Linked DNA regions of Homo sapiens: region 2 is linked to region 1. A link is a loop called in an ENCODE intact Hi-C map of the cell type or tissue named here. Cell type or tissue: PC-3. All regions are shown on one strand. Each heading gives the region's core, and the rest is flanking DNA. Links, peaks and the distances in the headings are about the cores only. Region 1 holds the start of GABRR3 (gamma-aminobutyric acid type A receptor subunit rho3). Region 2 holds the start of LOC105373998 (a long non-coding RNA gene).

Region 1 (15,460 bases), core at 7,461-15,460:
CATCATGTTGGCCAGGCTGGTCTCGAACTCCTGACCTCTGGTGATCCCCCACCGTCTCGGCCTCCCAAAGTGCTGGGACTAGAGGCATGCGCCACTGTGCCCAGACAGTTATTTCTGTTATTTATTTTAATTATTCACAAGGAAAGCAGCAACGCTGTTTTGTAAGAGAATCGCATTCTGAGTGAGAAAATCAAGATATGTGCTGTTGATTTGCCAAATTCTTGACAATAACAACTTAACCCTGTACACAAAATAACTTTTACAACCAACTCAAGCCATCTGCAAGTTGTCATGGAGACCAGAAAATAGTGATTTAGGTTAAGCAAATGAGGCACATCTTCTAGAACGACAAAAACTATAGGTATAGCATGTTTTAAAGAGAAACATTTAACATTTTAATGAAAATAACAGACATCGTGACATTTCACAACTAAACACTCCAGGCTGCATCTTTTCAAAAATGACATTTTCCTTCCTAACCACGGTACCATACTGACATCTGACAAAATTAACAGTATTCTCTCAACACTATCTTATAACTAGTATATATTCAAATTTCTCCATTTGTTTCTTATCTTTTACAGCATCACATTGCATTTGTTGTCTCTATCAAGACTCTTTTGACCCAGAACAGTCTCATTTCTTTCCTCTTCCTTTTCTTTTTTAATTTTTAATGAAAATGATATTTTGGAGAGACTGGGCCAATTATAAAATTGTCTGGTGAAATGTTTCCCATTCTGGATTAATATGCATTCTTTAACTTGTTTTCCTAATTCCTGTATTTTTCTTTTCCTAGTGAAAATCATATTCAAAGGCTTGATTAAGCATTTTTTAACAATATGCTACATAGAAGATGCCATTCCTTCACAGTGCCTTGCATCAGGAACCACATAATGTCTGTCTGTCTCACTAACAGTGAGGCTAAACCCAATCCCTGGTTTATTGCAGTAACAGCCAGATCTTCCTACTGTAGCGTTATGATTTGTCCCTTACATATAGCAAGTAGTTAATTACATTATACTTTGGCACTTTGAGAATATCCAGGTCCCCATCATTTTTTTCTCTCTCCTTCCTCCCTCTCACACTCCTCTCTCCTCCCAGTCTCCTTGTTGTTGTAGGTTTATACTTTTTTGTTGTTGTTACCTTGAGAGAACAGACAAAATATGTGTATATGTGTTCAACTAGATGTCTTTAATGCAAAGCTCAAGAACCTTCTCTTTTTTTTATTTTACTTTATGTTCTGGAATACGTGTGCAGAACATGCAGGTTTGTTACATAGGTATACGTGTGCCCGGGTGGTGGGACTGTAAACTAGTTCAACCATTGTGGAAGACAGTGTGGCGATTCCTCAAGGATCTAGAACCAGAAATACCATTTGACCTATCAATTTTTTAGCTAAGATTTTTAACATCATTTGATGTTCCTTGCCAGAATCAATTATGGCATTGCAGAGTTTAAACGGTAACTTTAAAATTCTATAACGTGCTTTACATTTTTTAGCTGGCATGCCTTAACACAACAACAAAAAGAGAAAAAATGTGGCAAAATGTTTTCAAATTTATCATAAAAAGAAGAAATAGAAATTTAAAACAAATGTCTAAATATTGTTTAGATTTCCTTGACCTTGCCAGAAGTTCACAGCAGCTTCTCCAAGTCCCCCAAAGCTCAACTTCCTTCTTATATGTAGTCAAAATGTTAACATAGTATTAAGGAAAGATTATTTGGAATTGCTTAATCCTTCAGCCAACGAATATTTCTTCATATGTATTATATAGTAGACTGTGGTCTGGAGTCTTCTTTGAAAGAGATGAAGCAATTAAGTTGCAAATTGCTTCAAATTTTATCTGATTTATGATTCCTGTTTCTCAAACTTTGTAGAAATTTTTTTTTTATCCTTAATGGTCAAATTATTCCTTACCGTAAAAACATTGATTTTAGGCAATGCTACTTTTTGAAGCCTTTCTCCTATAGAAGAATTTTACAGATAAATGTTTTTTACATTTCCTGAGGCTATTTTTAAAATATATATGTATTTCTTTATTAAAAATTATTATAATCTATTTATTGCACTTTTACATTTAACTTTCAACAACATTTATGCATGTAAAATATCTTAGTTTCTCAATAGTATTGGAGCTCCTGACGTTTCTCACGTTACGATGATATAATGAAAATAATTCTGAAGTGGTCATATTGGCTAAATGTGACAATGCAGTTTATGACAGTGATTCTCCCATTGGCTTGAACATTTGTTGGTTATGTAACTTTGGGAAACTCAGATCTTAACTTGCTCATAAACATAAAAACTTGTGTTTATACATTGATTTGAAAGTACACTCTGTAATGAATTAATACTTTCACATATATTGAATCACTTGATTAGCTCAACATACAAATGAGTGCATATTATTATCCCCATTTTACATGGAAGAAGTTAAAGCAGTCCCCACTTAAATTAGAATCAAACACTCACTTTTTTTTGTCTTTTAGCACTAGCAGTTTTACTGGAGTCTATTGTGGTCTCTTTTAGCTTCAGTTGAGACTTAGGTAAAATAACAAGGCTTCGGATTTGAAATCTTGTGTTTTTCTACTTCTCTAGGCTGCCTCCCTTGTAAAGGAAGGAAACACTACCTCCCTTCCATCTTCCCAAAGCTGTTGAAAGGATGAAATCATTCAGATGAACACCACTTAAAAACCTTGAAGTAATATTTAAATATGAGTGAGACTTTCTTATTAAGAATAAAGAATAATTCAAAATCTGAAGATTAGTACTTACCCCACCTGGTTTATGTTAACTTAAATGAGATAATATATTAACGTGATACAAATATTGCCAGATAGTTCTCCAGGTGGCTTCGAAACAACCTAGTTCTCTCCCTTTCCTTGCTTGTAGTCTCGTAAATAACTGTAGAAGTGTTGGGTATGCCTCATCCTGAAATAAGGAGGAACCTGCTGGAACAACCTGGGTTCTGTTCCAGTCCCTCCTAGAAACAGGACATCCTTCAAGGCTTTGTCCCAGCAATTCATATAATCTCCCAGGATATAAACCAGGGCAGGCTTCTTTCTAGGGTCTCTCAGCTGTGGTGCAAGCAGGGCATGCACAGACAATACTCCACTCAGTCTGGGAAGCTTTCCTGAGCCTTGGGAGACTGGCTTATCATGAATCCGAGCCTTCTGTGGTCCCTTTATAACTATCTGCAAGTAATAAATTAGCTTCATGGAATTTATAGTATATTTAGGTGTTCTGTCTCACCAGGCTGACAAATTGGTACTCAGTGCACAGGGTAACTCTTCACAAATGCCTGACATATATTTATATGTCTGGAAAATAAATAAATTCTCTTCCCACTCTAAGGTTATGATATGCATAAATCTTACATCAATGCATTTAAAACAACTAAGACTATGTGTTTCCTTTATCAAGCATGTATTTAAGCACCTGCCATATGCCAGGCCCTGTCCTAGGCTCTGTGGTTTTATACCTATTCAACTCACTATCACTGGTAATTACTAGGAAAAGTAATAGACTTGTTAAACTGTCATAAAGTAATTCACTGGGTCTTCATTTTTAAAAATAGTAGGCATGAGAGATTTTATTTTCCAAGATATGACTGCAACAATATGTTCTATCTTACATGCTCCTTAGCAATGTGGCCTTCGCACTCCCCCATTAAAAGGGGAAGTTTAAATCCCCTCCCCTTAAATTTAGTCTGAGCTTAATGACTTGCTTTACCAATGGAATGCAGCCAAAGTTATTTGGTGGGACTTCCACAGTTAGGTCTTCCACTTCTGCTTCAGTCTCTTGATGCTAACACTTAGATTCAAACTTGCATACTTTGAGAAACTCAGGATACATGAAGAGGTAAGGTACAGGCACTCTAGTCTAAGCCCAAGTTGAGCTACTAGATAATAGCTACTGTCAGCCATATGAGGGAGCCATCTTGACCTCTAGCCCAGGAGCCCCCTAAGATGACTGTATCTCCAGGAAAAGCCTGACTTCAACAGCATGCTACACAGCTATGTCAACCCAAAGAAATATGAGATACAAAAGTAAATTGTCTTTTAAGCTCTCAATGTTGGTGTATCTTGCTAGATAGTAAGACATAGCTGGAACAATGTATCAAGTTGTTCTTTTCAATGAAACATTATACTCAATATATGGGAGGAAAGGAGAAGGAAAGGAAAGGAAGCTATCATTTTATCAGTTCAACTGAATTATTTTAGGCCTTTTTGTTGGATTTGCTAATAAGATTGGCAAATATATAATTCTTAGTAATCACAAAAAATAAAATATATCAATTACTGGAAAAGTGGTTATTCATGTCCTGAATAAATAAAAGTCAATCTTCATTTCAGGTTTTAATCAGTCTTCTAGAATTTGAAGTCTCTGGGAGACACAGAGGACGTGAAGTCCTAGGCATCAGAAGAGTCTGAAAAAATATATTTTCAGATAATTTTAGAGTTGTGCAAGGTATAGCATGCCTTTCTGGAATGCCTTGAAGAAGATAAACATGAATGTGAGGACCGAAAAAAAAAAAAAAACTTGAATAATACAAGAACAGAGCAATGCCCATCTGAATGGTCAAAAAGTCCTAAAATATAAAAGATTAATATTTGAGAAATTAAGGAGGAAGGAGGGGAGGAAGAGAATAGAAGAAGCAAGAGAGGAGGAAGGTAGAAGTTTGTGTAAATGCAAACTATCATGGACGGAAGAATGGATAGATTAAGAGAGCAAAATTTATATGGGATGGCCATAAGAATATTTTAAGGAATATGTCTTAGGGGGCATATGGGTGGATCAGGCTGCTCTATAAGAGGAATCATGTAGCCATTCACATACTCAGAGGTCAATGGAAACCAGATTTATTCTTTGGCTTTTTTATTTTTAGCTGTATCTGGAAGAAAAAAATGCTATGAGCTGAATATATTCATAAGAGGATAAGGTCGATCAAAAGTAAATCAAGCTATTTTACAGAAAATCATTTGTAAATGTAGATTTTTTTGTCATAGTAGTGTTGCCTGTTTTTGTAAATGAAACTTTATAGTAGGTGTTTGCGGCTGGCTTATTAGACTCTGTATAATGTTTTTGAGATTTATCCATGTCATTGTGTACCATTAGTTTAATGAATTTACTATCATGCTGTAGTCCATTTTGTGAAAACACCACAGTTTATCCACCCTCCAGATCATGGGCATTTGGGTTGTTTCCAGTATTTGGTTATTTTGAACAAGTATGAATTTGTCTTTCAGTGGACATATGCCCTCATTTCCCTGGGTTTTTCACCTAAGAGAGAGCAACTGCTATTTCATGGGATAAACAGAGTGAGTAGCATAACTAGCTTATTTGACAGATGTAGTTGATGATTTCTTAACAACTCCTCTATATCACAAAAATATCCTCAGTAATAATCACAAAATAAAATAAAACAAATAATGATCAGGAAAATAATGCAAACAATGAAAATTTTCATTTATTGGACTTCATATTATGATACTAAATCTTTTTAATTACAGTATAAACATGAAAAAGCAACAGATTAATTCCTTTAATTACATTTTTTTACAGAAAACTAATACATTTACATTTTGATCTGTCACAGTGATAATTAATATTAATTTCTGTTTTCACGTCTCACTTTTGCAAATTTGTGAATGATTTTCCCAAAATGTGTCTTCTTTATGTATTGATATACAATAGATGCCATAACTAGGTTCATCAATAGTTTCACTTATAGTTGATTGAAGAACTAAAATATACTTTCCAAACAAAAACATTACACCTTGCAATTTGCATTCTAGTTTGCAGTTGTAAATTTTAAATGCAAATAACATTTCAAGTTATCCTATACAATGACAAAATCAAAGAAACTCGAATTCTATTTAGCTCTATAATCAATGTGCTATCATTACTTTTATTCCAACACCTAAATGTAGGAATGTGTAATACCAATGGTATTGGAGACACAGAAATGCAACCAAAATAATTCCAAACTGTTATGGATTTACTCTTAAAAGGAGTCATATAGCTGAATTCTCATGGGACTAGAGCAAACGTAAAGCTGGAAGTTCTCTGAATAAACTTCTAAATAGAATGTAATGTTTACTATGTTTATGCAATAAAACATTCAAAATTGAAACACAATACATAGGAGTAATAATAGGAAGTGTAGCAATGTTTTGAAACTTAAACCAACAAAATACTTTTTTAGGGGTGGATATTTTATTACTGACATTTTTTAATTGCTGGAAATTGATGATAATAAAAATCAGGACTACTTTTGATCAATTTTATTATTCTTTTAAAATTTCCCATGAATAATGAATCCTCCTTATTGCTACCACACAAGAGAGATCAATTCTACAATCCAGCCTTTAGTATATCACTGCACAAAGTTTAACTTTAGACAATACTGAAGAAATGTCATTTTTCTGTCATAAAAGATGATAACACCTGTTACCTTTAGCCACTTGGCCCCAAGTGAAGATGCACATCAAATAATAAAAGTCCCAGTTTTCTTGCCACAGGAAAGAAAAGAGGGGTCCAGGAAATTGGGAAATTAGAGGGAGATCTCTGTTGGGAGCAAGCCCCCCAAAGTCTGGCCATAAACTGGCCCCAAAACTGGCCATAAATAAAATCTCTGCAGCAATGTAACATGTCCATAATGGCCATAACGCCCAAGCTGGAAGGTTATGGGTTTACGGGAATGAGGGCAAGGAACACCTGGCCCGCTCAGGGCGGAAAACCACTTAAAGGCCTTCTTAAGCCACAAACAAAAACCTGAGCGATCTGTGTCTTAAGGGCATGTTCCTGCTGCAATCAATTTGGCCCATCCCTTCATTTCCCTTAAGGGATACTTTTAGTTAATTTAATAGCTATAGAATCAATGCTAATGACTGGTTTATGTTAATAAATACGTGGGTAAATCTCTGTTTGGGGCTCTCAGCTCTGAAGGCTGTGAGACCCCTGATTTCCCACTTCACACCTCTATATTTCTGTGTGTGTGTCTTTAATTCCTCTAGCGCCGCTGGATTAGGGTCTCCCAGACCGAGCTGGTCTCAGCAGATTTCAGAGAGGGAGGAGATTGGGAAAGCAACCCCATTAAGTTGTTTATGAACTCCTGGCTCACCTTTAATCTTTGTGTGCATGGATCAGATCTTAAACTTTCAGAACTGAATTAAGAGACAAACTATCACCCAGATGCCACAATGGCCACTGGGTGGCCATTCTAATAGGTATGAGGTAATATCTCATTGCAGTTTTAATTTGCATTTTCCTGATGATTATGATGTTGAGCATTGTTTTATATACCTGTTGGCTATTTGTATGGCTTCTTTTGAGAAATATCTTTTCAAATCCTTGGCCCATTTTTTTATTGGGTTATTTGGGTTGGCAGTGGAGTTCCCAATTTGATTGAGGATAATTGACTGCTGACTGGGTTATTTGTTCTGTTGTTACTGAGTTGTGTGAGTTCCCTACATATTTTGGACATTAACCTCCAACTTTATCATATGTATGGTTTGAAAATATTTCCTCCCATTCAGTAGGTTGCCTTTTTACTCTGTTGATTGTTTTCTTCACTGTACAGAGGTTTTTAGTTTGATGCAATCCCACTTGTCCATTTTTGCTTTCATTGCCTTTGCCTTTGGGGTCATATACAAAAATCTTTGCCAAGACCAATGTCAAGATTTTCCCCTATGTTTTCTTCTAAGAGCTTTATGATTTGGGGTCTTATGTTTAAATATGTAATCCATTTTGAGTTTATTTTGTGTAAGATGTGTGATAAAGGTCTAATTTCATTCTGTTGGTGGATATCCAGTTTTTCTAATACTACTCATTGAACAGACCGTTCTTTCCCCATTATGTGTTTGTGTCACCCTGTGGAAGATCAGTTAATCATATGGATCTGTTTCTAGCTCTATGTTCTGTTCCATTGGTATATATGTCTGTTTTATGTCAGTAATATACTGTCTTAATTACTATAGCTTTGTAGTATATTTTGAAATCAGGAAGTGTGATGCCTCCAGCTTTGTTCTTGCTCAGGATAGCTTTGGGGTCTTTGGTAGATTCATATGAATTTTAAAATGCTTTTCTATTTCTGTAAAGAATGCCACTGAGATTTTGATAGGGATTGCACTGAATCTGTAGAATTCTTTGGAAAATATGTGCATTTTCACAATATAAATTCTTCCCATCCAAGGTCAAAGGATGTCTTTTCATTTATCTGTTTCTTCTTTAATTCCATTCATCAGTTCTTTATAATTTTCAGATTTAGTCTTCATTGGTTGTATATATGTGTTTTCATTTTAATTAAGAATACTCATTAGTATTTCTTATATGGCAGGTCTAATGGTGATAAATTCTCTCATTTTTTTTCTCAAGGAAAGATTTTATCTTTCCTTCATTTTTATAGAATAATTTTTCTGGGAATGGTATTTTTGCTAACCAGTATGTTTTTTTTTCTTTCAGTACTACAAATATGTCATCTCACTCTCTCCAGGCCTGCAAGGTTTCTGCTGAGAAATCCACTAGTGGTATCACAGGGTTTTCTTTACATAGGATGAGTTGCTTCCCTTAAAAGTCTCTTTGTCCTTAACTTTTGACAATTTTATTACAATGTATCTCAGTATGTTCTCTTTTAAGTTGAACCTATTTGGAAACATTTGAGATTCTTGAATCTGGATTCACAATTTCCAAATCTTCCCCAAATTAGGAAGGTTTTAGTCATTATTATTTAAATTAGCTTTCTGCTCCCTTTTTCTGTCTGTTTTCCTTAAAATTCCATAATGCATTTATTGGTTTACTTGATGGTATTCCATAAATCCCATAGGCTTTCTTCACCCTTTTTCATTATTTTTTTCTTTTCTTCTCTGACTGGATAATTTTAAATGATCTCTCTTTGAATTTGCAGATTCTTCCGCTTAACTGTGTGCTGTTGAAACCCTCTTTTGCATTTTTCATTCCACTCATTGTATTCTTTAGCTCCAGAACTGCTCTTTGGTTCTTTTTAATGATTTTCATCTCTTTGTTCAACTTCTCATTTTTTTCATATATTATTTTCCTGATTCCACTAAGTTACCAATCTGTTATTTTGTAGCTTGCTGAGCTTGTTTAAAACAATTATTTTTAATTCTTTGTCAGGAAATTTGTAGATCTTCATTTCTTAGGGATTCATTAGTGGATTTTTTTGTATTCCTTTAGTGTTATCATGTTTTCTTGATTTTTCCAGTTCTTTGTAGCCTTGCTTTGATGTGTGTGTATTTGAACAAGGAGTTACCTCTTCCAGACCTTACAGATAGGCTTCAGTTGGGAAAGATCTTCACCACAGATGGGTACAAGGGTGCTGGTCAGATGGGGTGCAGCAGCTTCTACTCTAAGGTGGTGCATTGGTATGAAATTCTAACAGCTGCATCAGCTGAGGTCAGTGTCAGCAAATACTATGGGGGCACTTGATGGCAAAATTTGTGGGTGTCCATGGCAGCAGCAATAGTTTCTTGGGCCCTTCTGTTCTCCATTTCTCCCACAGATGGAGTCTTCTCTGAGAAATATGGGCATATTTCTCAATGGTACCAGGGCCCAGAAAGTAGGTGCATGCATAGCAGTGGCAGCACTGGAGCCCAGGGAGATATATTAATATTAGAGACAAAAAGGTCAGGTGGCAATGGAAATACAAAGGGCAGGAAAATGCAAAAGTAGCTCTGAAGCAAAAAACGAAGAAAGATTTTGAAAGGGAGTAATTAAAGATGACTCAAAATCTCAATCCTGGAAAACAGGGACCTTATTGGTAATCTTAATGAAATTCATAACATTGGAAGATCATACTACATTAATAAAGATGCATGAGATTGATAGCTGATATTAATTTTGTCAATTATGGTATCTTCAATGTATCAAACATTGTGCTAAACATACAGTCTCATAAATTCTGACTTTAACCTTAAAAGATAGGTCCTAGTATTATTCCTCTTAACTATATATAAAGTAACTGACTCAACAAAAAATCTTAGGTCATTTTCAATGTTCAGACAAGTAGTAAATGGAAGAATAGATGTTTGTACCCACAAAAACTGACACCAAATATCCCAATAAAGATTATCGCTATTGTCTCTTCTTAACCACTGTGTTTTATTGCTTCCTCAGGGGTCTCAAAAGTCACCTACATACATGTGCTTAATGAATACAGAAGAGGAAATTGAAGTCCAGGAAGTTTAAGAAACTTTTTAAAAATCATGCAGTAAGTACCATATCCAGTCCCAGAGCCATGTGCCCTAGTGTTTTATTTAGTGCCCTTTAGAAACTTTACTCATAACAGGTACTTCATTCTAATAGAAAGCTTATTTTTCTACAATGTTCACCTCTGTCTCTTACCGTTCCCACAAACAAAATGCTGTTCTTAGGTGTAGGTAAAAAGTGAAATCTTAAAAATAAATTAGTGTTCAATCAGAGAAACCAATAAACCTCATTAGTCAATTATTCGAGGTAAATAATTGCATTTTCCTCAATAACGGGGTGTGTGGGTTTTTTATCTGAATCATTTGGTATTATATCATTAATCTTTTCAGTTCATTCTGCCAGTATTGGTAAGTGAAAATTATTCACTACAAGTGCTGAATAATTTGCATTTACCAATACTACATAAGAAAGTTTTCCTAAGGAGGCAAATTCGAGACAATAGTAATTTGGATGAGAATGTGTATCCTATGCTTCCATCTAGTGGTGGTCTTGCGCTATTACACGATGATGAAGACTGCTTTGCTTTAGTGTCATCCTCTTGCCTGTAAAACAGAGCAAGATTCTTCAGGTGTCCTCACTCGTATCACAGCTGATTCTGTATGCCAGGAAGGATGTGATAAGAGACTGAAACAAGGGTCGTGGGGGGGACGATGGTCTACTGGGTATGAAAAAACGATGATCTACTGGTTATCTGGTAATTCTGGGAACTGGAGAGGAAACAGGATTTCTGAGTGAGAGCAGGGTTTTTTGGAAGGATAGCAAATGCCCCCTACTGGCTGCTCTAGGCATGGCCAGTTATATTTCCAATGCATCAAAGCAAAACAGTTACGCGCAATTTGATGACGGGGACAAACTCAGAGAAATGCGTTGTTAGGTGATTTCCTCATTGTGCAAACATTGTAGAGTATACTTACACAAAACTCTATGGTCTAGCCTACTGCACACCTATGCTATATGATATTACTCCTAGGCCACAAACCTATACAGCACGTTATTATACCAAATACTATAGGCAATTGTAACACAATGGTACGTATTTGTGTATCTAAACATGTATAAACATAGACAAAATAGAAAAGGTTCAGTTAAAATGCAGTATAAAAGATGAATTGTATAGGGCACTTACCATGAATGGAGTTAACAGGACTGAAAGTTGTTCTGGGTGAGTTAGTGAGTTGTTCTGGGTGACTGAGTGTGAAAGCCCAAGACATGACTGTACACTACTGTCAACTGTACACTTAGGCTATACTAAATTTATACAAAATATTTTTCTTTCTTCAATAATAAATTAACCTTAGCTTATTGGAGAACTGCAGTCATATATGTGGTCCATCACTGACCAAAACGTCGTTGTGCAGCACATGACTGTAAATATGAAAACTAAATTAGTTGATCACTTAACCTCTCTAGTCCTAGCTTCCTCTGCATAAAAGAGAGCAGGAGAGACATTAAATGTAGTCTAAATGATTTCCAAAAGTCTTTCCCTATTAAGATTTTATGACTCTACAATTTGCAAATCAAGATATTTTGCCTAGATGACATCCTGCAGACACAGTGGGAAATTTATAGAAGCTTGGAATTTGTTGTTGTTGCTGTTGTCAGATCCAGTCTAAATAAGACCTTAGCTTTTCTTTTGTTTTCTCTTTATAGGCAAAATAATGGCTACATACCCCAAGATTGGCGACACAGCCATCCTTTCCAAATTTTCTCTTTATGTCGCTGCCAAAGAAATAAAAACTGGCTGACTGACATCATCAGAGTGGAAGAAGAGTAAACAGGAGACAATTTATGCAAGGGAGAGCTTAAACTACTACGAAATTCTCCAGTGACCCTGTGATTCATTTTGTTTCCTGGTAGTTACCACTTTCTAGTTCTGACAGATGTGCTTTTCTGCTTTTTTTTTTTTTCTTAAGAAGCTTACTGAGCTTGCAAAGGGAAGCTCTAAAGGAATAAGGTTAAGGAGCTAACTCAGCATCAACAGAGGCAGATGCCTTCTTGTAATTGAACTAAAACCCTTAGACTTTCTGTAAGTCAACTCTCTCTAGTGTAAGCCATTGCCTTATTTTTATTTTTATGCAGACCATTTCCCACTTAAAATTCATCATCAAAAAACAAACTGCTTTTATTTCTTCCTTAATGTTTATAGCGATATAGATAGTCTAGCAAAGATTATTCAGTAAAGAGGTCAGACAGATTCTCATCATGATTCATCCCTGCGATGCAGAAGGAGACACCAGGGCATCCTAACATAATTTAAGTGACAGTGAGGAGGCATATGACTTGACAGATATTTCCGAAAAATAAGTGCCCCAAATAGCTCCACTGAGTCCTGTAAAGAGGACATCTTCTATTCCAGTGCTTCATTCCTTCAGATCAAAGACCACTTCGTGAAGTCTCCTCTTCAATCTTGCTTATTCTTTATCAGCTACCAATATTTCTTTGCGAACGTAAAAGTTTAGCAGTCATCAAAGGTTGTCTCAAGATGATAGGACACAGAATTTTGGTAAGGAGAATGTGCAAAGCACCAATTTGCCTATAAATGAGAATCTCACTGATTTACCTATGAATGAGAACTGGCTGTCATGGAGGAGTACTATTTTGGGAGAATGTAAGTATCGTGGTTTTCTTTTGTTTTGTTTTGTTTTGTTTTGTCTTGTTTTGTTTTAAAATGGGATCTGAGATCAAATAAGTTTGAGAGACACAGAATTCAGCAGAACAAAGCAGGCTTTTTTTTTTTCAACTGAAGCCTTGAACGTGTTAATATTCATTCATTATTTAAGAAATATTTACTAATACCAACTATACTTCAAAGATAATTATAAGTGTTTGGGATGCCTCAGGGAACAAAACAAAGATCACTTCCTTGCAGAGCTTACATTCTAGCCGGATAAGACAGATTATGAACAATAAACATAATGTAAATTATATAAAACATGCTAAGCAGGATGAAAGGTAGATTGGTAACACAGGTTGTAGGAGGAAAGAAAGAATACGGTATTTTTAAAAAGAGTGGTCAGGGTATACTTCATTCAATAGATGACATTTTAGCATACATTTGAATTTGTTAAGGGAGTTAGCCATATAGATATCCAGATGAACAATATGTCAGGCAAGGGTGACAACCAGTGCAAAGGCCCTGGGGTAAGAGTGTGACCCCTAACAGAGTAATAAAATGTATAATGTTTCCCAAACTCATTTAGTACATAACAATTTTTCACAAAATGCCTTCAGTGTAGCCAAGAAATACTTTGGGAAATGTTAGTGTAGATGTTGCTTACTAAGTGAAGAGGGGACGAGGTAATAGATAGTGCTAGGGCCGAGGGGTTGGTGCCCTGGATCTCGTAAGAGCACTGAGGTGGAATGTACTGAAACAAACTTTGACCACAGTGCGGTCTTCCAACAACCAAAGTGACAGTAGCTTAAGATGGGCAACTTTTCCTACATTTCTTCCATTGGCTCTTCAAAGAAGGCTTACTGGCTCCGAAATACCTGAAGAAAATGCTTCAACGTTTCTAAACATTACAGAAATTAAAATTACAATACTGATTGAATTACTTAACATTTAAAAGTCTGATAATACCAATGTTAAAAAATATTTTAAGAAATAAGAACTCTCATTCACTGCTAGTGGGGAAGTAAATTGGTACAAGCACTTTGATGAGCAATATGATTGTGCTTAGTAAATTTGAAGGTGTGAAAATTATTTGTCCTAGCCATTTTACTTTTAGGTATTTATCCTAAAGAAACACTTACACATGTGTACAAGAAAATATTTATAAGAATTTATTGCAGGATTGTTTATAATAGAAAAATAAGAAACAATGCCCATCAACAAAAATACGAATAAATGCAATGTTATGCATCCATACTGAAGTGCCATATAGCAGTTAAAATGAATTAACTAGAGGCACATTTATCAACATAATAAATCCCTAAGCATTAAGTTGAAAGAAAAAGTAGCTTTTAGTAGTAAAAGTAGAATATGACACCACTTATATAAAGTTTTAAAACATGCAGAAGTTTGTACATTATTTATAGATACATACATATACAATAATAGTATAACTGCATATGATTATAAACACTAAATCGAGCCTAAGAAGAGAAGCAAGGATTTATTACATCATTCTGTATATTTGTAATCTTTTATATTAAAATATATTTTAAAGAGAAAAGACATGCTTAAGAAACATAGGAGAAGGTTTTAATGCATGGGCTAAAAGAAGCCATAACCCAAACCAAAAGAAATAAGTATGATTAAGCAATTACACAAAATAGAAGGTGTCAAGGACACAAATCAATTTGAGGAAATTTAAGAATTTCTCTCACAACACTATATTTCTGGGAAGAAAATGGCTTTCTTCCTAAGTCCTAGTAAAAAGGTCAACCGTTGCTGTGTTGCTCACCTTGTGCTATTCCAGTTGAAGAAGATTAATTTCAATGACATGACCATTTATTGGTGCTTTGCATATGTGAAGTAGAAATATTTTCTTAAATATTTTCTCTAAGTATGCAAAGCACCTTTAGGAGAGTGTGTGGCTATAATTTAACAGTGACAGTGTGTGCTTTGCACACTGACCAGGATTAAGTTCATTTTTATTAACTGGGTTGCTTGCTATTAAATAAACCTTAAATTAAACCACTTTTGTTATCAATGAAATAAACCATCATCTTAAAATATGATTATTTACCTTAAAAAAAATAATTTTATTTTGTATTCATGCTAAGGCAGTCTGTATGGCATTTGGGGAGGAAAAGATTCTTTCTGGATTAAAAGGAGCCATAAGATAATGGAAAAGGTCTTCAAACGTGTAATTAAGATTAAATTAATCATCTTTTTTTCTCAATAAGCATATTATTTTGCTGAGTCACTAAGTATATTTAAATGATATTGCATTGGATTAAGAGGATTAATGCTTAACCTCACTTCTTTGTTTGCTTAGGACTGCCGCTGAGGGTTTACTGAGTATGGATTGAGCATCACACTAAAAACCTTCCCCGGAAAAAGGGACCAAAGGATGTAAACTGAAAATTTTAAAAATCTGCTTTGTTTTCCTCAAATTGCTGAAGATCCAGGTAGATATTTGCCTGTAAGTGCTGTGAGTCAATTTAATCTGCTAAAACAAAGTGCAGCATTGAAGACAATGTCTTTCTTTTTCCCCTAATGCATTTCCCCTGACATGCTGTTTGTTTTTTAAAAGACACATGAAGAAGAAACTGTGATCACAG
Region 2 (15,460 bases), core at 4,377-12,376, 150 kb before region 1:
TTTTCCAGTGAGGTTGATATAAAAATAATGTGAGAACAAACTCTGTCAGCAATGTTGCATTTTTCTCTTCCATGTCCTCACTGCATGTCCTCTAAAATAAAATGCAACAAATGAAAGGCAAATTTGCAATGGCATTATGAGTTGAATCTGTGGAAGACGTGTTGAAATAAACAGTGCGATTATAAGAGACCTCTTAGTTTTTTACCATTACCATAAAAAAGAAATCCTATATTTAAGGTGTTAAATAAATGAAAAAATATATATATTTTGGTTTAAAAATTGGGTAGTAATATGCATTCTCTGGTATACTAAATTTATGTGCACACTCTTATGTGGTAGAATAATCCTGTGTCTAGTATATGAATGGAGTTCCTGGGGAACAGGTTTTTGAAAGATCTGGATAAAAATCAATGCAATAAATGCCATGTGAAGATTCTTAAACTTTATATTTCATAATATAAGAATGCACCAAATACTTTCAGATGGGAAATTTCATGCACTTGTGTGTGAAGAGTTCACCAAACAGGCTTTGTGTGAGCAATAAAGCTGTTTATTTCACCTGGGTGCAGGCAAGCTGAGTCCGAAAAGAAAGCCAGTGAAGGGAGATAGGGGTGGGGCTGTTTTATAGGATTTGGGTAGGTAGTGGAAAATTACAGTCAAAGGAGGTTGTTCTCTGGCTGGCAGGGGTGGGGGTCATAAGGTGCTCAGTGGGGGAGCTTTTGAGCCAGGATGAGCCAGGAAAAGGAATTTCACAAGGTGATGTCATCAATTAAGGCAGGAACTGGCCATTTTCACTTCTTTTGTCATTCTTCAGTTACTTCAGGCAATCTGGATGAATACGTGCATGCTTGGGTTCAGAGGTCTGACATTGCTGTCTTCTTATATTAATAAGAAAAATAAAACAAAATAGTGTTGAAGTGTTGGGGCAGCAAAAATTTTGGAGAAATAATGGGCGGTATTTCTCAGGGCTGCTTCAAGTGGGATTAGGGGAGGCATGGGAACTTAGAGTGGGAGAGATTAAGCTGAAGGAAGATTTTGTGGTAAGGGGTGTCCCTCAGACACTGTGGGAAAGGCCTCTACCCATCCAGTGAAAGTTTCTACCCAGATCAAGAGTTATTTTAGTTTCTTGACTCGGGGCACGTGAGTAAAGTCAATTTGCCAGTCCTGGGCAGGGGCAAATCCCCCATCTTGATGTGTAGGGGAGGGAGGGGGCCTGAACAATCCCTGAGGAGTAGTAGAATAGCAGATGGAACACTGAGAAGTGATTTCCTTGAGGACAGATTTCCATGATGGAAAGGAAATGAGAGGTTCTATGAGACGGGCTAGTGGCTTGTAACCTACATGGAAGAGGTTATGAAATGATGACAGAATAGAATGGACCTGTGAGGCTGGAAGGAGATATTTTCCTTGGTCTAAGAACCATTTGCCTTGTGTGGGAAGAGATTGATAGGTGGAAGTTTCAGTGGGGGAGTAAGTGGGAGTGGCCGGTGAGAAGGAGAAAAACTGGCAGTGAGGGACAGAAGTTGGAACGCTAGCTGCTTCTTTAGCTACCTTATCAGCATAAGCGTTGCCTAGAGCAATGGGATCTGATGCCTTTGATAGCCTTTGTAGTGAATGACTCCAGCTTCCTTTGGAAGTAAAGCAGCCTTGAGAAGAGTTTTTATCAAAGAGGCATTAATGATGGAGGACCGTTGTGTAGTGAGGCAACCTCTTTCTGCCCATACAACAGCGTGGTGATGCAGGATATGAAAGGCATAGTTACAGTCAGTATAAATATTGACATGTATTTCCTTTGCAAGAGTGAGAGCTCGAGTTAAGGCAATGAGTTCGGCTTGCTGAGAGGTAGTGGAAGAGGGCAGAGTGGTAGCCTCAATGATAGATGTGGAAGATACCATAGCATAGCCTGCCTTTGCTGGTGAGTGACGATTAGGCCTGGTGGAACTGCCATCAATAAACAAGTGTGATCAGGGTGAGAAACAGGAAAAGTGAGAAACAAGAAAGAAGGAAATACGGGGAAGGAAGTGAGAAACAGGAAAGAAGGAAATATGGGGAAATGGGGTGAATGTCAGGTTGATCAGAGAAGAAACAGTCATGGGGGTCAGGTGTGGTGTCCAGAATAATGTGGGAGGCTGGATTGAAGGAACAATCATAATTGTTGGGAGACTCAACAAAGAGTGAGTATAACTGAAGGAGCTGGGGAGCAGAAAGTATATGCGTCAGGTGTGAGGAAGAAAATAGATTTTGGAAGTTATGAGAACTGTAGAGTGAGTTGAGCATAGTTTATGATTTTGAGGGCCTCTAAAAGTATTAGGGTGGCAGCAACCACTGCACGGAGACATGATGGCCAGCCTAAAACAAACAGTAAGGTCAAGTTGTTTTGACAGAAAGGCTACAGGGCATGGTCCCAGACCTTGTGTAAGAATTCCAACTGCACAGCCCTGCATTTTGGCTGTGTGTAATGAAAACGGTTGGGATGAGTCAGGGAGAGCTAGAGTGGGGGCAGCCTCTAAAGCTGTCTTCAAGGAATGGAAAGAGGAGTAGGGAAAGGATTTAGGATCTGTGGGGTCAGCTAGGTTTCCTTTTGTGATATATAACGGTTTTGTTAGGATGGCAAAACCAGGTATCCAAAGGCAAAAGTATCCAACTATGCCCAGGAAGGAAAGGAGTTGTTGTTTTGTAAAAGGGGTCAGGGTTCGAGGGATCAGTCAGACGCAATTGGCAGGGAGAGCATGTGTGTTTTTGTAAAGAATTATGCCAAGGTAGGTAACAGATGGAGAAGAAATTTGAGCTTTGGAGGGGGATACCCATCTCCTTTGTAAAATAAATGTTGAAGGAGCAGGAGGGTGTCTTGTTGAGAAGATTCAAAGGAGGGGCTATAAAGTAGAAGGTCATCAATATATTGAATAAGGTGAGAAGCGGAGGGGTGGAAAGAAAGCAAATCATGAGAAAGAGCTTGGCTGAATTAATAAGGGCTGTCCCTGAAGCCTTGTGGCAGTACAGCCCATGTAACCTGCAGAGGCTGATAGGTGTCAGGATCAGTCCAGGTAAAAGCAAAGAGAGGCTGGAATGAGGGGTGCAGGGGAATAGTGAAAAAAGCCTCTTTAAGATCAGAATAGAATAATGAGTTGTGAAGGAAGGCATTGAGGACAAAAGAGTGTATGGGTTGGGCACTATAGAGTTGATAGCAAAATAATTTGGTTGATAAGGCACAGATCCTGAACTAACCTGTAAGACTTGTCCGGTTTTGGACAGGTAAAATGCAGGAATTTAAGGAAAGTTTATAGGTTTTAGAAGCCCATGCTGTAGCAGGCGAGTGATAACAGGCTTTAATCCTATTAAAGTATGCTGTGGGATGGGATATTGGCATTGAGTGGGGTAAGGGTGATTAGGTTTTAATGGGATAGTAATGGGCATATGATTGGTTGACAAGGAGGGAGTAGAGGTGTACTATACCTGTGGATTAAGGTGGAAAGATACAAGGGGAGGATGAGAAGGAGGCTTTGAACTGGGGAAAAAGGTGGCAATGAGGTGTGGCTGTAGCCTAGGAATAGTCAGGGAAGTAAATAATTTAGTTAAAATGTCTCGACCTAATAAGGGAGCTGGGCAGGTGAGGATAACTAAAAAGGAGTACATAAAAGAATGTTGGATTTGGGGAGTTTTAAGAGGTTTAGAAGCCTGGCCGTCAATACCCACAACAGTTATGGGGGCAAGGGAAACAGGCTGTTGAAAAGAAGGTAATGTGGATTGGGTAGGCTTCATATTAATTAAGAAGGGGATGGACTTACCCTCCACTGTAAGCATCTGTGATGGTCCAGGAGGCTTCTGAGGTGTTCGGGCAGCCTCAGTCTTCAGCTGCTAAGCTGAGAAGATCCGAGAAGGAGTCAGTCAGAGCCTTGGGCTAGTTGGACAGTCCAATTTCCACTGGGGTCCCACACAGATGGGACACGGCTTAGGAGGAATCCCATGCTGCGGGCATTCCTTGGCCCAGTGGCCAGATTTCCAGCACTTGAAGTAAGATCCTGGGAGAGGAGGTCCTAAAGGAATGCCTGACTGCTGTGGCTTAAGTGTTTTGAAGTTCTTGAGTGCTGGAGTTCTGGCTGGGGTTTCTCTCACAGTAGAGGCAAGGAATTGCAACTCAGAAATACGTTGCTACTTGGCTGCCTCTACTCTATTATTGTACAACTTGAAGGTGAGGTTAATTAAGTCCTATCATGGGGTTTGAGGGCTGGAATTTAATTTTTGGAGTTTTATTTAATGTCAGGAGTGGATTGTGTAATAAAATAAAATGTATATTGAGAATAAGATGGCCTTCTGACCTTTCAGGGTCTAGGGCTGTAAAGTGTCTCAGGGTTGCTGCCAAACAAGCCATGAACTGGGCTGGGTTTTCATATTTGATGAAAAAGAGCCTAAACGCTAACTGATTTGGGAGAGGTTGGATAAAGAAAAAGGAGCATTAACCTTAACTATGCCTTTAGCTCCAGCCACCTCTTTAAGAGGAAATTGTTGGGCAGGTGGGGGAGGGCTAGTCATGGAATGAAACTGTAAGCTGGACTGGGTATGGGGAGAGGAGGTGATAGAAGGATTACAGGGTGGAGGAGCAGAAGCTTAGGAAGAATTGGAGCCTGATTCAGCCTCACAGGGAGTGAACTGAGGAGCAGTCTGGGGATGAGGGGAGAGGTCAGATGGGTTGGTAGAAAAGGAGGATTGAAAAGACTCAGTGATGCTTGGGGTTGGGACTGAGGGGACAGGCGGGAGGGAAAGAAGGAGGATTTGGGATGAGTTGCATTGGGAACAGAGACTAGGGAGGGACCGATGTGTAAAAGAATGCCTGGACATCAGGCACTTCAGACCATTTGCCCTTTATGACAAGAATTATCTAGATCATGTAGGATGGAAAAGTCGAAAGTGCCATTTTCTGGCTATTCGGAACCATTGTCAAGTTTGTATGGGGGTTAAGCGGTATTGCAGAAGAAAATAAGGCATTTAGGTTTTAGATCAGGTGTGAGTTGAAGAGGTTTTAAGTTCTTGAGAACACAGGCTAAGGGAGAAGGAGGAATTGAGGGTGTAAGGTTACCTATAGTGAAAGAGGCAAGCCCAGAGAAAAGAGAGGGTAGAGACATAGGGAGAAGGGGTAGGGGGGGTGCTTGCCCCCAGGAAAGTGGAGAGAAAAGAGAGGGTAAAGACATGGAGAGAAGAGGTGGGGGGTGCTTGCCCCCCCAGGAAAGTGGAGAGAAAAGACAGGGTAGAGACACAGAGAGAAGGGGTGGGGTGTGCTTGTCCCCCAAGAAAGTGGAGAGAAAAGAGAGGATAGAGACACAGAGAGAAGGGGTGGGTGGTGCTTGCCCCCAAAGAAAGTGGTGCTTGACACTAAGGGTGAAGGATCAAGGCAGGCATCCTGGCCATGATCAGACACCTCTGAAACGTGGGTGAATAATCAAGCAGGCATCCTCACAGTGGTTAAACACCAAGGGAAGACTGTCTTCCCAAGTCTGTGACTGGTGCCGGAGTTTTGGGTTCACGGATAAAACGTGTCTCCTGTGTCTCTACCAGAAAAGGAAGGGAACTGAAATTAAGAGAAGGGAGAGATTGAAGGATGGTGCCAAGATTGAAAGGAGAAAGAGATTGAGGGATAGTGAGAGAGGTTGGAGAAGAGAGTAAAAAGAGGCCACTTACCCAATTTAAAATTGGTGAGATATTCCTTGGACTGGTTGGTCTGAGGACCAGAGGTCGTAGGTGGATCTTTCTCATGTAGCAAAGAGCAGGAGGACCAGGGATTGATCTCCCAAGGGAGGTCCCCCGATCTGAGTCACGGCACCAAATTTCACATGGGTCTGTGTGAAGAGACCACCAAAGAGGCTTTGTGTGAGCAATAAAGCTTTTTAATCACCTGGGTACAGGCGGGCTGAGTCGGAAAAGAGAGTTAGCAAAGGGAGATAGGGATGGGGCTGTTTTGTAGGATTTGGGTAGGTAGTGGAAAATTACAGTCAAAGGGGGTTGTTCTCTGTCTGGCAGGGGTGGGGGTCACAAGGTGCTCAGTGGGGGAGCTTTTGAGCCAGGATGAGCCATGAGAAGGAATTTCACAAGGTAATGTCATCAGTTAAGGCAGGAACTGGCCATTTTCACTTCATTTGTCATTCTTCACTTGCTTCAGGCCATCTGGATGAATATGTGCAGGCTTGGGCTGAGAGGCCTGACAGGAAATGCCATCATAATATATTTTTTAAATTTTTTGATAGTGTAGAAAATATGCTGTGGGATGGGGAAATTGGACTAAGGGGTACTAATTAGAAACTTGTTACTAAGATCCCAGTGATCCCAATCAGATCACATATAAAAATGATCTGGGAGTGTGTTTTATGAAAAATATAGATTGTGAGAATTTAATGTAGAAATTGATTATTTCAGAAATGAGTTCTAGAAATCTGCATTTAAAAAATACCCTCAAGGTGATTCAAATGAGTGCTAGGTGTCTTGTCCAGGTGTGATATTACATTGGAAAAGATGGTAAGACAAAGAAAAAGATTCCAAAGAATCTAGAATGTAGATTCTCTAGTATTCTGTGACATATTTGGTGGGAAAGAAGTGGTAATAAACGAGACAAAAGTCACTTGGTGACTGGGTAATAGGTCATTAAATATTGAGGATGGGAACTCAGATGTGCTGGCAAGTTCTTGGAGTAAGCATCCTGCAGCCAACTAGGTGAGATCCAATCAGTAATATGAGTCTGTTAGAGCTTAATAGAAATAATTACTTGGAATCTTTGTGGTAGTCAAAGGTGTAGTTAATGATGTATCCACTGGAGAGTAACAAAGAAACAAAAAGAGTGGCAAGAAAATCAACTGGAGCAAGTTATGTTAAAGAGATAACAAAGTGGACATATGTCCTAGGAATGGCCAAGATGTGATCTTTTTTGCTATCCAAGTCTTGGTGGCTGTCAGAGGTTACCTACTGCTCTAGAAGCCAAAAGAACTAGAACTCATTTTTCCATTCTTCTTGTTTGTATAGTGAAGGGACCTGATCTAGGATGGCCAATGAAACACGCTGATCCTACATTCGGAATATGGAGAGAAAGAGAAAGGTTTTGGTTTCAAAAGCAGCCTGTGTACTCTTTATATCTAAAATAAAAGTTGAAATGCAAAACATTTTAAGAAGCATATTAAAAGTTTATGAAGGCAATGGAGGCCATTTATTAAATTGCCAACACCTGGAACCCCTTTCTACCACATGCGTTTTGGTGGCAGACAAAGAATTTCACCTAGATTTGTTTAATCAAAGCCACACTACATACAGTTGGATATAGAGAGATAGAGACAAATGTACATGGACAACAAAAAAAATAGTGCAAATGCAGTTGAGGCAAAAACATTAAGATCCCAGCATGTGCATCCTGTATCTACAACAATGCCATTGAAAGTATGAGCTGTGTCATTGGAAGTACAGCAGCGGAAACAGCCACTCATGAAGTTCCTGTTGGGAAAGGATTTGGGCTGCTGGCTGGCTGCTTTACTTCCTTGTGTTCCTGCCATTATTTTCTAGCTGATTTCTCCACCTTCCCTACCATTTCTATACTGGAATCAATATCCATTCAATAACATTTTACATTGCAACCCAAAGCCCTAGATGTTCAAAAGTGTAACAAAAGAGATAGTAGAAAAGGGTACTGAACAGAGTGATCAAGGGAAGAAGCAGGAGAGAACTAGAAAGCTGAGTGTTGTGGATGGACATAAAGAGAGGTAAGATCAGTGTGACCAAGTGAAGCACAGGGAAAAATGACAAAATAAATGCCCTAGAGGACAAGGAGTGCAGGGAATTCGCTGTGTATACAAATGAAGTAATTTTTAGTGGCCTTAGTGAGAGGAGTTTCCCTTATGTAATAGAATAAAAGTCAGCAATACAAAGTGAAGGGGAAACAAGTAGCCCAGCAGTGAGGGGATGAGGTACAGTACTCTACGACATGTGGAGAATAATTGGCATTTGTCTGCTGCTCATAAACTAATGTTTTTTTCTCCAGTACAATATTTAAGAAAAAGTTATCAAAAGTAAAGATTGACAAGTGAAAGGAAAAAAGGCATAGGAAATGTGGAAATGGAAATTTGCCTAGGTGAAATAAAACAAGGAGAAAAAAATTAGTCACAGAATAATCACATCATAGATGGTAAATGCGAGAAAGACAAGTCAGTAAAGAAGGAGACAGAAAGAAGTACCCTGGTGTTCTTCCACTCATCAGAGCCGTATCATTTTGGCACATTGGCTGGGAAAGGAAATTCATTCATCAGACTGGTGAGTATGGAGTGGATCTCAACTTTAAATCTGATCTTTAATTTTAGGGCACTCTTCCAGCTATCCTGTTGCCAAACTTTCTTTCTCTTTCTATCTACAGTCTCTTAACCCTGTCTCTGCGTGTCTAATGTGCAGGAATCTTTACAGTTCAAGGAAACAGGTCTGTTAGAAAAGATCACAAATCACATCAGGCAGTAACTCAATAAACATCTCTCTCTACAGTTTCTCTGGTGAGCACATGGTATTTCTAAGCCACCTAGCGGAAATAAAAATCCTCTACATGAGGCACACTTTGTTCCTCTTTTTTCATGGTAACACCGCAGCTTCCTTTTACACTGTTAGACATCAGGCTCTGGGCCTCTTATGGGAAGGGGATGGTTCTGCCTTTAGCAGAGAGGATTAAGATGTCTTCTGTAGCCAAATGTTAGTCTTGATATTGTCCCCCTCACAGGAAAATGGCCATTTGGTTCCTACATTCCCTTAAGGCACCTATTCTGTCCCCTATTAAGACAGTACTTAAATTAATAAGGGGATTTTAAGTCTGAAAGTTAACTGGAACGATTCTTCTATGGGTAAATGCTTTAGCATGGGCTATAACAGCAGGATTTAGAGTTCAATCCAGCACACCCCCTCCCTTAAACGGGCCTTGCCCAATTACGTGATTTTTCTTGAAATCCATTTATTTTTTTTTTTTTTTTTTGGAAAGCACACAGGTCACACAAGTCTAGGAGGTCAAAGGGAAATAAAAGGAAGAGGACTAAGGCTCCTTGGGGACAGCATGACTATGGCCCAAAAGTTTAGTTCCTCTGGTGTCATGCTTTGGAGGGTCATGCCTGCAGTCATGGGCGGCACATTGAAATGGGTGCCTGGATTCAGGATCCAAGGAGAGAAAATAGTTGGGGGGATGTGCTCTACTGGATCACATACCAAAATGAAGGAGACTAAAAGAATGCTTTTATTCTCTCTTCTTTTTCTAAATGGGTAACAGATCATCTTCAATATGCACTCCCCTGGAGTGTATTTTGAAGCACTGGGACTCCTTTGACCTTAAACTTTGAAGAAAAAGTGGCTTATTTTCTTTTGCACAAGGGCATGGCCTTTCTTACTACACCTTTGTAAGTGTTGCAAAATTAACCCAGCTCTTTTAGCAATCATATCAGGCAGTCATAAAGAGAATAATTCCCCAAAATTACAGGAGCAAGTTCCAGGGAAACCATCTGAGGATTCCCTTGTTTGGAGCTCCTTCAAGTTCCCTTCTCATTTCAGGACCTTAGACAAGTAAAGGGAGACTTAGGCTGATTTTCTGACTCTGATAGGTATACAGAAGCTTTCCAAAATTTACCTCTCGTATTTAACCTCTCATGGAGGAATGTTATGCTGCTCCTAAGCCAAACCCTAACTGCAGCTAAAACAGGCAGGTCTGCAAGCAGAAGAGTGTTTTGAAGATAAGCAATATGCCTCCTACAGTAGGCTAAAAGAAAAAAGAGAAAATAGAGAAGGCAAAGAAATAGGGGAAACACGATTTCCAGTAGGAAAAGAGGCAATACGTCTTAACAACCCTAATGGAACTCCTTTCTATGGCGTTTTCCTTCTTTCATGGTTTAAAATGGCTTCTATCTCTTTTTTAATGTTCTTCCAATCTGGAAAAAAACCTTAAAACACTTGGCTTAGAGTTGAGCTAGGTGGGAAGAAACCGAGAAGCCTAATATGCTGGCAAAAGTTTAAAAATTTCTTACCAGTTGGGCTTTTGAATTCTCTCTCCCTGTGCAAGCCGGTAAAAGGGATAATAAGGATCATTGTTTATCTCTGTAAATTTATAATTAATGACAAAAGATTTGTGAGATTGTTCTTAAGCTGTAGACTATCTGGTATGCTTTGCATCTCTTTCTGTATGGTTCTGTCAAAGAAAACACATTTTACTTCAGGATGCAGGCCAAGGACCCCATAAGCCTACTGTTTGAGCCAACCCAACAAAACGGTCAGTAACAAAGTTGGCTACAAACCTCCGTCTTGTTTCATGTCTTTGGGAACATGACCTGTAACCGCATGGCAATACTGTGTTTTAGTCTCCGCCATTTTACAATGGTGGCTGTCTTCTTGTGCTAAGTCAGTTCCTGGGTAAGGGCCACAAAATCAGATAAGCCAGTTTGTCAATCTGGGTGGTGCCAGTTGGTCCATCAAGGACAGGGTTTACAAAACATCATAAACACTGGTCTCAAGAGCAGTTTAGGAAGGTTCAAAATCTTGTAGCCTCCACTTTCATGGCTCCTAGGCCATGGTTTCTAATCTTGTGGCTTGTTTCTTGGTCTGGTCCCCAGGCAAGAGGGTAGTATATCTTGGGAAGCAGCTGATATCATCTTTGTTTTAGACTATAAACTGTAAACCAGCCTCCTCCCAAAGTTGGTTCAGCCTATGCCCAGGGATGGGCAAGGACAGCTTGGAGGCTGGAAAAAATATGGAGTTGTTTTAGTTGGATCTCTTTCACTGTCGCTCGGCCAGAGTCTGCAGGACAGACTCAGCAATAACCTAATTAAGACTCATTGATTTCACCTGAGAGGTTGCTTTCTGTAAAGTTCAAAGGCTGAAAATCTTAACTGCTTGGCATGGCTAAAGTCAAGTAACATGGGATTTGAAAGGATTTTCTTAAAGAGTGCTCAGCTTAATTAAAAGTGGATATTCAATTTATAGGTATATTTAAAAGGCCTTTTTGTTTTTCTCTTCTTGGCTCTTGTTTTCTGAAAATGTCCTCTTTTCAGTTGACTGAATTATTTTTCTCGATTTTTTGTCTTACCACTCTTAATGAATTCATGGGAGGCCTTAAGATAACTTATGGTAGCGTGGGACTCCTTGGGAAAACAGAGGAGGCCTCACAGACCTCATTTTGGGGAAAAAAAAAAAAACTATTTTCCTCATGAAATCCCCAAAATTAAAAGCAGGTAGTTCCCTGTCAGAATCAAAATCTTTATTCTGTTATGCATTGTGTTATCTACCATTTTGAGTTTTGGGGGTAGAAAATTACTTCACATTATGAGAGAGCTTTGATGTGTAATAAATAGGTAGAAAATACACTGTAAATGATGGCTAATAGTGGTTATAAATCAGAGAAGCATGCCCTTGGCCACCTGAAAGATAAGGAAACATCCCCACCCCACACTAAGAGATATGCTAGTTCTGTGCAATTTTATCCTACTAATTCTGCCAGGTAATAAAAGTGAGTAGGGTGCCCATAACTCAGAGGTTTCTTTGTTGAGGAAAATCAAACCAATGAACTTCATAGACCCCCAAAGGGAAACTCTATATCTTGGATTAACACCTCTAGTAAAGTAGAGGAAAACCTACATGAACTTAACAGTCAAATCAAAATTATTGACAGGCTCAGAGAAAGTGCAGGCCTCAGCCCTGGGTGGCTACTATCCCTCTTTAATGAATTCCACTGTTCTTTATGGAATTGGCTAACCCCTTTGGTAAACCTTCTCTTGCTTATATGTCTTGTATTAATATTTGGACCCTTTATACTCAATATTATAACTCAAATTGTTTCTTCTCATGTAGAACTAATCAAGCTCCAGATGGTGCTGCAAACTAAACAACACAAGGACAAGCTGTTCTTCCAAGGACCTTAGATCACCCCCAGGAGGAGCCCTAGTGCTGTTCCCCATCTGATGTCCCTTTCAGCAGGAAATAGCCAGAAACAGTCATCACCCAAAACCCCCTAACAGCAATTAGGGTGATATTTCCACAGGTGGGAATGTGGTAGGATTTATTAAGAAATTATTTTAGACAGATAAAAAGGAAAAGCAATCCTTGAAAAGTTTTTGTTTCTTTTTAAAGCAGCTCCAGAAAAGTTTTCATGTGTGTCCATGTCATTTTTTCCAATTCAACGAGAGACAAACAACCCTGGTGTTCCTCAACTCATCAGAGCCATATCACTGATACAGGAAATATAAAGAAAAAATGGTAATAATTCCACGTGGATAAAGTGGAGATCTTCAACTGGGCATTGTAGATTTAAATGTGTATGTGAAATACAGATTATTCCACAGTGTGCTATGGACTTCAGAATCATAAATATTAAGTCACTGTAAGCCAGTTCTAGTTTTTACAATTGAAATTACACTTTATGCCACAGTTTCCCACAATATGCTTCACTTCTGACATTTTATGCAAACTTCAGTTTGTATATAAAATTAGATGTTTTTCATCAAGAAGAATAGCTAATGGATGCTGAGCTTAATAAGTAGGTGATGTGTTCATTTGTGTAGCAAACCACCGTGGCACACATTTACCTATATAACAAACCTGCACATATACCACAGAACTTAAAATAAATGTTGATTTTTAAAAACTGAATGCTCCATGTATACCTATGTAACAAACCTGTACGTTCTGACATGTATCCCAGAACTTAAAGTATGATAATAATAAAAAAAACTGGATGCTTTTAGTGTTTTGATTAGCATAGTCTCATCCGAGTTAGTCATGATTTTAATAAGGCCAGTGATCTAGATTCCCTTCATAAGCCAATCCCAAGTAAAATTGTCCACGTCATGAAACTGTAGCTCAAACTCCAGATATTTTCCTAACTTTCAGGTGAGTGGAAATCTGATGAGAAATTTTATTAGGCAAAGGTCAGGGGAAAAGAGAAGAAAAAACAAAGACAGTCTTGCAATGTATTCCCTCATAGGTGGTGTTCTTACACTGCCTTCAAAATGTCATTCTACCTTTCTATCCAATTAGAATGTGTGTGTGTGTGTGTGTGTGTGTGTGTATGTGTGTGTGTGTGTGTATTTTTTCCATAGAGTCTGTGTGTGAGTCAATGACTAACTTAACTCCAATTGCTCCTTCTGTCTATGTTACCACCAAATGAGTTCTTCTTGCCTGCTATCTGGTTAGAGCCAATTATCAAGACAGGGGAATTGCAACAGGGGAAAATTTTAATGCACACAATTCCAATTTATTACCTGGCTAAATGGGAAAGCAGAGTTTAATTATAACTCAAGTCAAACTCTCCAAATAGTCAGAGGCTAGAGTGTTGGTTCTCTTTTCTTTTCCTTTTTCTTTTCTTTTCTTTTCTTCTCCTTTTCTCTTTCTTTCTCTCTCTCTTTCTTTCTATTATTTATTTTGTTTTTTTTTTTTTTTTTGAGACAGAGTCACTCCATCACCCAGGCTCAAGTGCAGTGGCAGGAAGTCTGCTCACTGCAACCTCCTCCACCTCCTGGGTTCAGGTGATTCTCGTGTCTCAGACCCCCAAGTATCTGTGATTACAAATGTGTACCCTCACGCCTAGCTAATTTTTGTGTTTTTAGAAGAAACAGGATATTACCATGCTTGCCAGGCTGGTCTCAAACTCCTGACCTCAAGTGATTGGTCTGCCTCAGCCTCACAAAATGCCGGGATTAAAAAAATGAGCCACCATGCACGCCAAAGGCTAGGGGTTTTTAAAGATACTTTTTCAGGAAGAGGGTTAGGAAATGGGGAATGCTGATTCATTGGTTTGAGGATAAAGGTGGGCCCCAAGCAAGGAGGAGGTTTGCTTTGAGGGGGGGCTCTTGTCGTCTTTGTTTCAAAGTCAAACACTATAAAGTAAATTCTTCCCAAATGTAGTTTGGCCTACACACAGGAATAAAGAAAGTCAGCTTGTTTAGAAGTACTGTCTAATTTTCCTGTTTCAGATTCACTGACAAAATATTCCTATGTGAGTTTTTTCTCATTTTCATAATCTTTGCAATGGCAGTTTCATCTATATTTCTCTATATTATCCTCTAACTCATAACTCTGAGTCTACTAAGGCTTTTGTTCAGTTATGTTTTCACCTGTAAGAATATAAAAAAAAATCTAGTCAATTACCATATAAATTCAGTTCATCAGATCAACTAAGCCTGCCTTCTCTTTACCAATTTTTGCACCTTGGTCAAAATCTGAGCTCAGAGCAATAGTGAAAAATATTCTCTCCCAAACATATGCCCCAGAAATTTTCTGTGGAATTTCTAATTCTTCTTGGATCATATGATTTAGGACTCTTTGATCTGTACCAGTTTATTCACATGATCCTGGAACCTAGTGAAGCCTGTAGCTGAAGCTAAATGTTGCATACCTAAGACAGACAGCAAAGATCCAATCCCTCAATCTTCCAGGGAAAGAACAAAAGTGCTGAGGAAATAGGAAATAATCTCTTAGAATCCATCCCCAAAGTATTTCATCAAAAACTCACTTGTCTGTCATGCAATCAAAGAAAAAAGGATAAACCAGTCTCTGAATATAAGGCAAGATTAGAGGTACTATTTGTAAAACATTGTGGTCAATCTATGTTCATTTCAGGAGTAGAAAATCCTTGTTCTATTCAATGATAAGATCCACCCTGAAATCTTTAATGTAGTTACAAAACAAAAACTGGAATGATATGTGAATGATGAGGCCAAATAATTACCAAAATATTTTACCTATTGGCATAAAGACTATTTTGATTTGGTTGTTTTGAGATTCCCTTTAGAAGAGAAATTTAAAACAATCTCCATTTGTAAGAGATCTACATATCTGGTCCAGGAAGAGTAGTAGGACTAAACCTCTAAATAATGGAGAAGGTAGTAACTTTATCTACATCACAAAACCTACCTTTGTTTAAGGTGGTTATCTTGGCTGTCTTGTCTTAACTGGGTCTCAACACTCTTTTTGTTTATTTGTTTTGGAAAACTGTGGTACTTAAGTCTGAAATCTAAGCACTGTGACTTTAACATGTAAATATTCTTACATGTCTACTGTAAGGTATGAGAACTTTATATTTTATATGCAAATTTCAAGGACACATCACATCTGAACAAAAAAGAGGCATTTGTAAATGGGTCAAATGAAAAATAGTAAAAACATTTTCCAAAAATATTAATAAAAAGCTTTGGTCATCTGGGCAAGACATCTTAACTTCTTCCAACCATGAGAAGAACAATTCATGTCTAGAGAGTCTTATAAATTATTTTTTTCTCCTTCTTTCTTTTTTTTTTCTTTGACAGAGTTTCACTCTGTCAGCCAGGTTGGAGTGCAGTGGTGCAATCTTGGCTCACGGCAACCTCCATCTCCTGTGTTCAAGTGATTCCCAAGCAGTGGGGAATACGGGGGCACACCACCAACCCTGGGTAATTTTTCTATTTTTAGTAGAGACAGGGTTTCACCATGTTGGCCTGGCTGG

Evidence for each region. Peaks named below come from ENCODE experiments on the same cell type or tissue, not always from the same donor. Only the 100,000 strongest peaks of a DNase experiment are listed, where the experiment ranks them.
Region 2: a loop joins it to region 1, with 9 times the contacts of the local background. A loop is called at or near these places in 11 of 110 quality-filtered maps.

What each region holds. Positions count from the first base shown.
Region 1 is chr3:98,035,037-98,050,496 of GRCh38, reverse strand. GABRR3 (gamma-aminobutyric acid type A receptor subunit rho3) reads left to right here and starts at 15,182. Exons shown (of 10, transcript NM_001105580.3): 1 at 15,182-15,307. RefSeq lists an enhancer at 10,858-11,152. In PC-3, for the core only: CTCF peaks have their summits at 10,595 and 10,794; DNase peaks (open chromatin) are centred at 10,736 and 11,036; H3K4me3 peaks cover 842 bases; H3K27me3 peaks cover 952 bases.
Region 2 is chr3:98,181,824-98,197,283 of GRCh38, reverse strand. It overlaps LOC105373998 (a long non-coding RNA gene), which reads left to right and starts at 8,426. Exons shown (of 3, transcript XR_924256.2): 1 at 8,426-8,510; 2 at 11,833-12,022; 3 at 12,112-12,550. LOC105373997 (a long non-coding RNA gene) reads right to left here and starts at 5,925. Exons shown (of 3, transcript XR_924254.3): 1 at 5,674-5,925; 2 at 3,786-3,860; 3 at 533-878. It also overlaps the pseudogene OR5H5P. In PC-3, for the core only: CTCF peaks have their summits at 8,528 and 11,905; no DNase peak of the experiment used is centred there; H3K27me3 peaks cover 609 bases.